Linked DNA regions of Homo sapiens: region 1 is linked to region 2. Evidence: chromatin contacts called from ENCODE Hi-C data. All regions are on one chromosome and are shown on one strand. The core of a region is the stretch at or near the end of the contact, and the rest is flanking DNA. Distances in the headings are between cores, read along the strand shown. Region 1 has its middle 78 kb from the start of PCGF5. Region 2 holds the start of LINC00502 (long intergenic non-protein coding RNA 502).

Region 1 (5,937 bases), core at 1,118-3,617, 250 kb before region 2:
CCCTTGGACATCAGAACTCCAAGCTCCAACTTTTAGGCTCTAAAACTTACCACACTCCTCCACCCCACCCCAAGTTCTCAGGCCTTCAGCTTCGGACTGAGAATTACACCACCTGCTTCCCTAGTTCCAAGGCCTTTGAACTTAGACTGAGCCATGCTACCAGCATCCCAGGGTCTCCAGCTCGCAGACAACCTGTCTTAGCCAATTCCCCTAATAAATTCCTTTTTATCTATCTATCTATCTATCTATCTATCTATCTATCTATCTATCTTCTATCTTCCCTCTCTCTCTCTCTGTAGACACACACACACACACACACACACACACACACACACACACTATTGGTCCCATATCTATGGAGAACCCTAATACTGAACCTTCCAGCTTCAGTCACCATAGGGAGATTGCTCAGTGTCAAGTCCAAAAAATTCTAACCAAAGGAGTCAAGAGTCAGTAGCCCACTTTGGATTGAGTGCCAGTTAGGTTGATGGGTCATGTACTATATACAGAGAGAGAGAGAGAAAGAGAGAGAGAGCTCCTGTGAGAAATACGGATGGGAAAGGTGGCAGTTTCTAGAAAAACAAGTATGTGAGTGTGGAGGAGACAATCCTATAGATCTCCATCCACTCTAACAATTAGCCTATTGTTTCCATAGTAAAATGGAATTTTATAAACATTAATGTCATAGAACCCATGATTCAACATTCAACCATTTGCAAATATTTTCCATTCTTTGCAAAAGCAATATCATTGGCAAGGCTAGCACAGGCTAGGTGTGGTTGTGATTTTCTTTTTGGTTGCTGTGCCAGAGGGACCCTTGCTTTTCAGGATTCCCAAGGATTAGAGCTTCCATGTGTCGAAGGTAAGGACAGAGTAAACAGGATGCATAATTCTTAGGCAGCATGAATGGCTGCAAAAAGGCCTTGAGGTTTCATCAGCCAGCATTTCTGAAGCATCTCCTATGCAGCAAGCATTCTGTAAGGTGATGCCCTCAGCAGTAGGCTGGTACCTCAATAAATATTTATGCAATAAATATTTGCTGAATGGAATATGTGTGTGGCATTTAGTGACCTTTGGTTCATTCTTGCTGAAGAGCCCAGCAGCTTCTCACATGCAAATGATGCCACAGTCACCCAAGCCCCTGTCACCACTGCAAACACAGACAGCTGCACCTTGGAAGATGGGAACCTGAAACATTTTCATGGGCTTACTTAGTTGATGGAGGTGATGGTGAAGGTGGGAGTGGAAGCTGTGGAGGTGTGGCAATTGAGAACACTGGGTCTCAAACTGTAGCATGTATTCAAATCACCTGGAAGGCTTGTTAAAACAGATTCCTGGGCTCTGCCCTAGTAGGTCCTTGGCAGGCCTGAGAATTTGCATTTCTAACAAGTTCCCAGGTAATACTGATGCTGCCGGCTGACTTTGAGAACCACAGAGCTATCAGAGTGGCCCTTCTCAAGCCTGGCTACACATTAAAAATCACCTGGTAGCCCCCTCCCCACTACCCTAGCAGAGACCAACTAGATGAGAATCTCTGGGAATTGGTCTGAGGTTATGTCTCAGCTCTACAGGTGATTCCAATGTGCATCCAGAGGCCATAATCAGTGCCTTACATCAACCAAGACAAATGTAAACATGATAGGGCAGAGAGAAGGCCCTTGGAGAGAGCCTTAGACACATGAAGTATAAGCTAAAATTCTTCTATGTCAGTTAGTTTGATTAGTACTGACTGCCAAATAGCAAAAGAAGCCCCCACAGATCCATGGGGTGGGGGGAGGCTCAGTACTTTTAAGATTTGTGAAGGGGTCCCAAGAACAAAACAATTGAGAACTAGCATTATTAGCTCTATGGTGAACAATAGGACCCTCAGGAAGTGCCAGACCTGGGAGGGAACTTGGGTACCCTACAACCGGGCTCTCATTTTACAGATGAGAAAACTGAGGCTCGGCTCTCTAGCGGTTTGCCGGCAGGTCACCCAAGGGGCAATGACAGAGCCAGCCCTGGGCTCTGATGGCAGCTTCTGTGCTTCCTGATTCCCATCCCTGGGATTGAGACCGGGACAACGCTTTTCCATAGGTGTTCCTAGATTAGCAGAGGATGCTGGGAACAGCTTTCTGTGGCTCATTCTTGCATAGAAAGAAAACCCTCCTAAAGGTTTTGGAATCTCGCCCTTCATGTTCACTGTGCTCACACAAAGCTCTTCTTTTCAGAAGCAGTTCTTTTCTCAGAACACTTCAAATGTAACAAATATACATCCATCAGCGTGGAGCGGCAATCAGCTCACTCACTATTCATTCGAGTTGGTGACCCAGGGCCTCCGCGCCCTGGAAACGCTCCACGGGGACACCGCGCCGTGCCAGAGAAGCTGGCCTCCAAACAACCCGCTGTAAACAGCTTTGCAGAGATCTTCCTCTGGAGGGCACAGATCCCTGGGATTGCTAGGATGAGGTTTCTCATTCTTTCCGAAGTAAAGGGAACTGGCAAAGTTAAAGCAGGAATGAAAGAGCTTTGATCTTATGAGGCGGAGGTGCTTATCCCAGCTGGGGTTAACAAGGAGGACATTCAAGCACTGCGAGCGGTCCACTCCTCGTTCTTGCATGCCCCAGCCCTGAAGGAAGTGGGTTGCAGCTCTCGTTACCCATCCTCCAGGTGGATCCTCTTCCTTCTGCCCGCCCTCAAAAGGCAAAGAACCACTGCGGGCTGATGGCGCCCTCTGGAGGCCGTGATGGGAAACTGTGTGCCTCAATTTTGCAGCCACGGCTGCCTTCCCCTCCCCCACTTTCCAGGGGCTCCTGCCCAGGTCGGGCTTCCCAAGGTCTCTTCCTCAGTACATTACACATACTCCTTCTTATGTGTGAGCACATAGATAGCAAAGCACCCAGAGGCACGCATACCCTTCTTTAACCCCCCGGTTCATCTCAAGTCTTACCTGTCAGTTATCTCACGTTAAAAAAAAAAAAAAAAAACAATTCCACCTCCCTCTTTTCATTCCATTTGTGTTGCCCAGAGTTTAATCACATCTGACAAGACTCACAGGGGTGTTAGTGAAAGAACTCTACCAAGGGAAAGAAACACCACCTGCAATGAAGTAAAACTGAGTGCAGTCAACAGATGTAATCCTGTAGGGCCTGGTGGGGCTGCCAGGCTCCCAGGTAGAGGAAACCACCATCGCAGTTTGCAGAAGACTAGTGGAGCTCCCGGGTCATGAGATTATTAAGTGCTAAAACCGGGACACTCCCATTAAAACTGTGGCAGTGGGTCGCCCTACTTCAAGGACTTGGTGGTCCAGAGGTTTCGCCTTCCTGGGAGATTTCTCCTTGATTCATTCGGGAGAAATGAAAGAACTGAGTGGGGAAGGAAAAATGAAAGTAAGTATTAAATAGCTCTTATAAATTACAGGAATTTGGGGAGCACCCATGCTTACGCAGACACGTAGGCAGATGTATAGAGTACACCGATTTGGATTTAATGTAGGATGACTATTGATTCCGTTTTTGAAGCATTCATACTAACAATGTCCCTTAAATAAAAGCAATCTCACATTTTTGTCAAAGAAACATTAATAATTTCCACTTATGCATGTTTGCGTAATTTCTTATTACTCTAGTTAAAAAGCTTATGCATCTCATAAAAGCTAAAAAGTAATAGCTGCTTTTAAATTTTATTTTTTATTTTTATGAGTACATAGTCGGAGTGTGTATTTATGGGGTATATGAGATGTTTTGATACAGGCATACAATGCATTATAATCACATCAGGGTAAATGGAGTATCTATCACCTCAAGCATTTATCATTTCTTTGTGTCACAAACATTCCAATTATACTTTTAGTTATTTTTAAATGTACAATAAATTACTGTTGACTGTAGTCACCCTGTTGTGCTATCACATTCTTATTTATTCTATCTAACTATATTTTTGTACCCATTAACCATCCCCAATGTCTTCCACTTCCTACTGCCCCTCCCAGCCCATGGTAATCATCATTGTGTTCTCTATCTCCATGAATTCAATTGTTTTAATTTTTAGTTCCCACAAATGAGTGAGAATATGTAAAATTTGTCTTCTGTGAATGGCTACTTTTTATTGAGCACTTGACTACTGAGAACCGCACTGTCTTTTTATCATACACAAATGATGGATGAGGAAACTGAGCCTTAGAGAGGCAGGTGACTTGCCCAAAGTAAATGGCAGAGAAATATTTGCATTCAGGTCCCTGACCACAAAGCCTGTGCTCTAAACCACACATATTAGATTTGTTTTGTATATGGTCTCTTACCTCATAAAAATAACACATTGCTTAACATTTTATAAGCGTCTCCCTCCACTGTCATCCCAATAGTCTTTCAGCCTACAATTAATCCTCCTCCAGTTTGTTTCCTGTGGCTTAGAATTTTGTTCCCTGGTAAAGGGCAAGTATCCCCTGTAAATTTCCCAGTTGACCAGGAGAGATCAGACTTGAGCTGCAGTCACACCTTGAGCTGATTTTTTTTTTTTTTTTTTTTTTATGGGGGAACATTGGCGAGAAGCCACAAGCCCTAGCTGGCAGTCATGGGACAGGGAATTGACTTCCTGAGAAAGAAACCCAAGGGACTTATACAGCATTTGGAGTACACCATAGATTTTGCCCTTTCTGAGATCACTTTTTATCTCTTTATGTTTGTTGCTTCCTGATACGGGGAACAAATTTGATGATATGGAACAGAATGAAGCTAAAAGTGAAAGGGTCTCGTTACTTTCTCCTCACCTCAAACCAACTTTCTTCTCACCTCAAACCACATGCTTCATTTTATTTTTCTGTAAATATTACCTTGAAAATAAAATTCAATCCCAAAATTTTCTACTTATTAAACTTACTCTTATACATTTATTTTAAAAAATCATTTAACTTTCACCCACATTGCATGAGATCACATTATGCTGGCATCACAACTTAAGGGAAAAACAGTAGGTTTCTCTTTTACAAATAAAGATTACAGATAAAAAAGAATATTGATTAAGCTGGAAATTCTTTAGGCTGTTTGCATTTTATTTCCATTAGCCTCTAGCAGTTAAATTCACAAATGATATTTTTCTGTGGCTCTATGCAGGGATCAAGTGTACCTGCTATCTTTTGTTGAGCATTCCTTGAGTATCTTTCTGGTTGGCCATGTCCAGGCTATGACCCCTGCAGTAGCCTGTTGATACAGTAAAGAGAAAACCAAAAGCACAGAAGTAATAGATTAAGTAACTGTAAGATGCAAGAAATGAGGATTCCCAAACCCAGAACCATCTGGTCCAGGCGATATGACTGACATATTCCCTCTTTTCTCTTCCTTGTTTGTCCACAACATGAAACCCCTAAGTTCTGAGATCTTTGGACCTGACCAGTTTCTCTCTGTGCATCATAGTCCCCAAACTCTAGAATTCCACTCGCGAAGAAAAGGCAAGACAGCCCACGGGTCTTTGAGATTATGTGCATTCCTGAGCGGCTGTATGTTGGTTCTGCAGTAAAGCAAAGGGAAAGTTAAAGAGAAACAGTAACCACAGAATACAATTTAGTGCATATTTTTGCAGATCTTTTCCTAAGCTATAATCTATTATATTCTTGAGGTTTTGTTGGACTCTTCTAAATAGGTCGAATTATCTGGTGGTTAAACAGTTGTGACCTTTCAACGACTGGATAGACAGCACATGCTTTTGTTCCTTGTCTCTAACTTAATATGTTCTTTTTTAGCTCTTACTTTTGAAGGGATTAACTTTAAACCATTATCAAGATTTCTCTTTTAAAACAACCCATTCTTTGTTACTTGAAACTCTATCACTTAAGAACTTTGAGTCTTTTTCACATTTGTATGTAGGAGGCCTTATGGGTTTTCAACCCATTTATAATGGGAACCAATGATACAGGGAAGAGGTCAACCTTAATTCAAGGCCCACCATATGGAGGCAGAGAAT
Region 2 (6,335 bases), core at 1,858-4,357:
TACTCGGTAGGCTGAGGCAGGAGAATCACTTGAACCTCGGAGGCAGAGGTTCTAATGAGCCAAGATCGTGCCACTGCACTCCAGCCTGGGCAAGAGAGCGAGACTCCATCTCAAAAACAAAAAACAAAAAACACCAAAAAAAAAGTGCTTTAAAGGGACTTTTTAATCACTTAGTCATTCAATCAACAAACATTTATTTAGTGCCTTACTCTGTCAGATGCTACATTAGACCCCAGCAATATAGTAGCAAGGAAAAAGACACACAGTCCCCGTCTTCCTGGGGCTTAGAGCCCAGCAGTCTTCTGCCACTGCAGAAGGAGTCTGAATATGAGTTGTGGCTTTTCTAAGTCAAATGTAAAGTTTGACACTTGTCTTGAAACCACGTGAAAAGCCACAGGACAAAGGAAAAGAAAAAGATGCTAAAAAAAAAAAAAAAAGATTATGTGATTCCCAGGAGGATTTTATCTCCTGAGCACTTTCCTAAGCAGGTGGACCTTTTTACCCAGGGCCATGAGCCTGAATACATTAATTCCTTCCATGGTGTGGAGATCAGTGACCAGCCAAAAACAAGGGCTAGTAAACTACTTCCGGTAGTCAAATCCAGCCTACCTCCTGTGTTTGCATGGCCTATGAGCTAAGAATAGTTTTTACATTTTTATATTACTTTAAAGGAATCAAAAGAATAATAATATTTGGTGAAACAGAAAAATAATATAAAATTCATATTTCAGTTTCCATAAATAAAATTTAATGGGAACATAGCCTGGCCCATTCATTTATGTATTGTGCTATAAGGGCAGAGTTGAAGAATTGCAACAGAGACTGTATAGTTGGCAAAGCCTAAAATATTCATTACTTGGCTCTTTAAAGAAAATATTTTCTAACCTCTGGTGTAGAAAACTTTCTGGTGCTGTCACTTCACACTGCTTGGCTGTAGCCATCTCCTTAATTGCTAAGAGACACGGCAACCCCAAACAGCCATCTTCCTTTGTATTGCATGAAATACAGGGTAAGCTGTAGGAACAATAGAGAATGGTACATTGATAAGCAGGTTTGAATTTTCTTAAGCCACAAACTTGAGTGTGCAAAATTGATAATATTATTTTGTATAATGTAACTTAATTTACTTAACATTATAACATGCAATGTTAATTATTTATAGAAAACTTCTCTGTTTTCTCAATCTTTTCATGTTAAAATTCAGTTAATTCTGGATTTTCTCTATTGTCTTCCATCTCCTTTAGATGGCACCTGTGTGGGGTAGCCTACATGGTATTCTGGCAAAGCCTGCCTCTCCTGAGATGTATCCCACCTCTGGTTACTAGCACTCCAGCAATGTTCATTACCTCACCTGGTCTTGCGGCTTTCTCTTATAATGTACTTTTTCACTTCTGCCGGATACCTGGGTTTATCAGTGCTCTGCTACTCTTGAACTCTTCTCGAGTGTGTGGAAACTTTGCACTGCTCTTCCACGTTTTCTCTGGGGTTGCTAGAGATGAGTAGAAAACCCTGGCCTTCCCTGACCCTTCCCACCCGCCCCCCACCAACCTGGGAATCTGGCATAGGAACCAGGTCTGTCTGACAATGTCCTTGCATTTAATACTGTCATCCCACCTCTTCCCATAGCCAGCTTCTTGAGTGGAAAACGTCCCCAAGCCTGCTACTGCTCCCCCTGCAGTGGTGTCTCTTGAGTTGGAAAAACAGGATGTCTTCTCTTTCAGGGCCATGATCTGAGGCAGGCTGGGAGGAGGGAGGAGGAGGCATCTGGTTGATAGCCCTTTACAAAAGGAACATACTTGTGCTTCCCAGCTCTGTGCATGCTCCAGTCAGCTCAAGTCCGACCTATTGGCTCTGTTTGATTCAGCAACTTCAGACTCTGGTTAGGCCAGATGGAAAATCAGTCCTGGAAAAACGAAAATGTAAAAAACTGTGGCAGAGAAGGTCATTCACTCCCTCATAAATCTAAACACACTAAGCCCATTGAAGGACTTGCCAGGAAAATGTGATTTTCAGTTTTCTCTTTGGGTCCAATTTATCTTTACTGCTAAGTAGTCAAGTTGAATTAGATCCAGAACCAGATACAATCCTACCATTTTTCTTTGAAGGGAGGGACCCCCACCTTCCTGTCAGTGACCTAGCTACCCCATCCTAAAGACTGGTATTTCCTAAGTTAGAAATTCTAGCAGATCTTCTTTTAGGTTTCTGAACTGGGTGCACCCTAGGTTTCCTTTTCTCAGATGAATGAGTAATTGCATCTTTTCTTCAATGCCTCACTAAAGATGAGAAACAGTCACTCAGGATTGCATTTCACTTCATTGCATTTTGCTTTTTGCAGATGGCAATTTTTCTGCATCTTATGATCTCCCTTGACCTGAAGCACAGCCCCATCTATCATCCTGACCATTCAAGTTTGTAGTTTTGAAAGATACACAATAGAATGGAATACAAGAAAGAGCAAACCTGTCCAGGAGACTTGACCAAATGAACCCTCGTGTCAATGAGGGCATTAGAATAGGCCCTGGAATACCCATACTTCCATGATATTACCACAGTTGCACGTAAATATAAAACATGCAAAGCATTCCCCAGGCTGTTATTGGCAAGAATCATAGTTCTTATCCTATGAAGATAGGAGCAGAATAGAAGAGAGTAGTCCAGGTGTGTTTCCTACCTGAATGACAAAGTGGAAATTGATGTATAATTTTCCATATGGAAACAACTTGTTTCCCCACATTCATTTCCTCAATAAGGACAGATGCCCTAAGGCAGATTCCTTCAAGATGGAGTGAGAGAGGCCTTTTTTCAGCTCCCTGTGGTAGTCTTACTATATCATCACAGAGTCTTTGCTATGCCTCCCTTCAAGAGATGGAGTTTGATGTCTTTTGCCTGGAATGTGAGTGGGACTTAGTAACTCACTTTCTAATGTAGAGAATATGGCAGGGGTGATAGCATGTCACTTACAAAGACTAGGACATAAAAGATACCTCTGGCTTCCTCTTTGCTCTCTTTGGGATCTCTTACTCTGGAAGAAGCTGGTTGTCATGTCATGAGAACACTCAAGCAGTCCTATGGAGAAGTCCACATGGTAGGACCTGGGGCCTCTTGCCAACAGCCATGAGAGTGAGCCATGCTGGAAACAGCTCCTTCAGCCCCAGTCAAGCCTTCAGATGACACAGTCCTAGACAATATCTTAACTGAAACTGCAGGAGAGACCCCGAGGCAGAGTCACCGAGTTAAACTATTCACAAATTCCTGACCCACAGAGGCTGTGAGATAATAAATGTTTGTTGTTTTAAATCCACAAAGCCATAAATTATAGAGTAATTTGCTGTGCAGCAATAGATAATGGAGTCCGCCTTGGACAATATTTCATTGGTGGTGAAAATTTCATTCTATGAGTTATTTATGATGTATACCTTTATGTTGAATGGTCATTTTTTAAAAAACTAGTCTGCTTTCACAAGGAATAGTACTAATAAAATAAATACTCTTATTAGTTTATAATCTGAGCTGCTATAACTTGACCAGACATGTTCCTAGACAATTTAGTGGATACACTTAAATGTTCCCCCTACGGATTACTTGAGTAAACAAAGAGAAAGTGGGGTCCAGACTTATCAAACCACTTCATTGTAACAACAGAGTTAAAAGGATATTGTGGGGGGTTTAAAATATGCATGCAAATTCTTTGACACCCTTCCCATTGAGAGGTGGGAGTCTCTGACCTCTCCCTGGGAATCTGAGCCAACCATAGTGACATGATTGTAATGAGTAGATGACTCTGTAGACAGCCCCAGCTGAGGTGTCAGTCAAGAGCCAGTATCAACAACCAGACACAGGAGTGAATACACCTCCCAATGAGTTTTGCTCTCAGTCATCAAGTAAGTTACTCCCCACTGTCAAGTCACCCCCAAGTTGTGACCCCATATATAATGGAGCAGAGACAAAGTATCCCCACTGTATTCTGTCCAAATTCTTGCCCCACAGAATCCAGGAACATAATAAAATGGTTGTCTTATGCCATTAAGTTTTGGGGTAGTTTGTTACATGGAATACCAACCTGAACAGATGTATGGAAACAACTTTTCTTCACCTTTCAGATTAGTTGAAAACAATACAGTTTGGAGACAAGAGCTAATTAGCAATTGAGTTAAGCTATGACCGTTAAAAGACTTAACTTCAGGGCAAAATGTAAGGTTCAGTAGAAGGGTGGCAACATGAGAGCCCAAGTAGAGAGACATCCGTATGGTTTTTGCTCTGTTGTTGTTTCCTTTTGCAAATTGCATATCTCTGAGAACATTGAAGAGCTCGTTAGGCAGCATAAATAGAGCTAGACACAGTAAGCATAAATTTTACCTTTGAGTTTTTCCCTCACTTAAAAAACATTTACAATTACAAAAAAATTCAAACAGAGAAATACAGAAAGTAATGAGACATCTAAGTTTTCTCCCCTACTACCCAGAATTCACCCAAAGTTAATATTTTTGGACATTTTGTAGATTTTATTTATTTGTTTATTTATTTTTGAGATAGGGTCTCACTCTGTTGCCCAGGCTGAAGTGCAGTGATGTTATTTTGGCTCACTGTAACCTCTGCCTCCTGGATTCAAGCAATCCTCCTGCCTCAGCCTCCCAAGTAGCTGGGATTACAAGCACGTGCCACCCCACCTGGCTAATTTTCATATTTTTAGTAGAGATGGGGTTTCACCATGTTGGCCAGGATGGCCTCGAACCCCTGGCCTCAAGTAATCCACCCTCCTCGGCCTCCCAAAGTGCTGGAATTCCAGGTGTCAGCCACTGCACCTGGCCAACATTTTTTACTTCATATCTTTTCTTAAGTAAGAAATAAGCTGCCAGATACATTTAGAGTTTCCTCGTCCTACCCAATTCCATTTTATCCCATCCCCAGAGGTAGCCACTATCCTGAAGTTAATGTTTCTCCCTTGCTTTCACCTTTTCATTACTTTAAGCATAAATAGTTCTGAGGCTGGGCACAGTGGCTCACGCCTGTAATCCCAACAATTTGGGAGGCCGAGGCAGGTGGATTACTTGAGCCCAGGAATTCAAGACCAGCCTGGGCAACACAGCAAAAGCCTGTCTCTACAAAAAATATAAAAAAAATTAGCTGAGAGTGGTGGCATGCAACTGCACTCCCAGCTACTCCAGAGGATGAGGTGGGAGGATCATTTGAGCCCGGGAGGTCAAGGCTGCAGTGAGCAATGATAGCACCACTGCACTCCAGCCTGAGTGACAGAGTAAGACACTTTCTCAAAAAAAAAAAAAAAAGAAATAGTTCTGAAAGTTATAAAGTTACCTTATAATTGCATTTATTGAAAGCTAGTTTTAATGATTCTGTCATCATTCAATAAGTTGATTTGGTGAAGACAAGACAGACAAATGTTTGCTCTCTCACTTACTAATGGATTAAAACTTCTAGGATACGTGCTCTCCATCTAGTGGTAAAAACGGGATAACCCTAGGTGCACTAATGTCTGATGTAGAGGAATGAACACACACCAAGGGCCTTCTGCGGACAGGACACTCCTCTGGTGTCTGTGTGGGAGACACAAATGAAGAGAAGATAGACTCTGGCCCTCAGGGTGCTAAATCTATGGAACATTGACCACGTGGTCAACAACCACATGAGGGACACAGAGGCCTAGAGAGGTCAAAGAACTTGCTCCAGGTCCAACAACAAGTAATTGGCAGAGACGCAAGCCAAACTCTGACCTTTCTGACTTCGAAGCCCATTCTCTAAACTGTGATGCTTGATAGTACTTTTAAACATTATTTTTATATTGAAACAAGTATAGATTTCTTGTGAAGCAGAATATAAATTTTCATGAATTGTAAGGATTTAAGAGAAGAGCTTTCAAATAAATTTGGCCTGTTTCTTGGATGGCTCTAAACCCTCAAATCCAGGAGTTTCTGCCTTTAGAAGTCCCGGGGAGGAAAATGTTGAGAAGCGCTTCTTGGGGATGACCTTCTAGAATAGAGCAAGGGAAGGTTCAGAGTGGGAAGCATGGAACTTGAAAGATCACTAGTAACAGTGATATTGAAAAATGTTAACACCTGGATCAGCTGGGCACTGACTAATAGCAAAGAGCATTGGCCAAATAGTCCAAACACTGAGCATAGCAAACAGCTTAGCTTTAACTATGCTTAGCATCTTCTTCCTGAAAAAAGAAGGCTGCATGTCCTAGGTAAGGAACAGGGACCTAAAGAAGGGTGAAGATTTAATAAACTATCCACTGGAAATTTCTTCCACTTGTTCCAAACCTGCTCTTCCTCTTCTGTGTTCCAGCCTTCATTAGTCTCCCAAATTAGAAACCTTAA

What was found. Hi-C counts contacts between places; a loop is a spot of excess contacts on that map. Pooled maps may share reads with other maps.
Region 1: a map of mammary epithelial cell shows a loop between it and region 2 (8-fold over the local background). The contact joins the enhancer-like site here to the promoter of LINC00502 in region 2. A Hi-C loop is called at or near these places in 1 of 168 maps with a recorded cell type or tissue (mammary epithelial cell), 1 of 37 single-sample maps with no recorded cell type and 4 of 50 pooled maps.

The regions. Positions count from the first base shown.
Region 1 is chr10:91,295,206-91,301,142 of GRCh38, reverse strand. No RefSeq gene overlaps it. Among named protein-coding and RNA genes, the nearest start is that of PCGF5, 78 kb to the right of the region's middle. Within about 2 kb of position 2,367, at least 4 of the 41 ENCODE cell types and tissues checked have a DNase peak (open chromatin) inside an H3K27ac peak, as active enhancers do.
Region 2 is chr10:91,042,580-91,048,914 of GRCh38, reverse strand. It overlaps LINC00502 (long intergenic non-protein coding RNA 502), which reads right to left and starts at 3,107. Exons shown (of 4, transcript NR_047467.2): 1 at 2,985-3,107; 2 at 1,797-1,903; 3 at 886-1,014.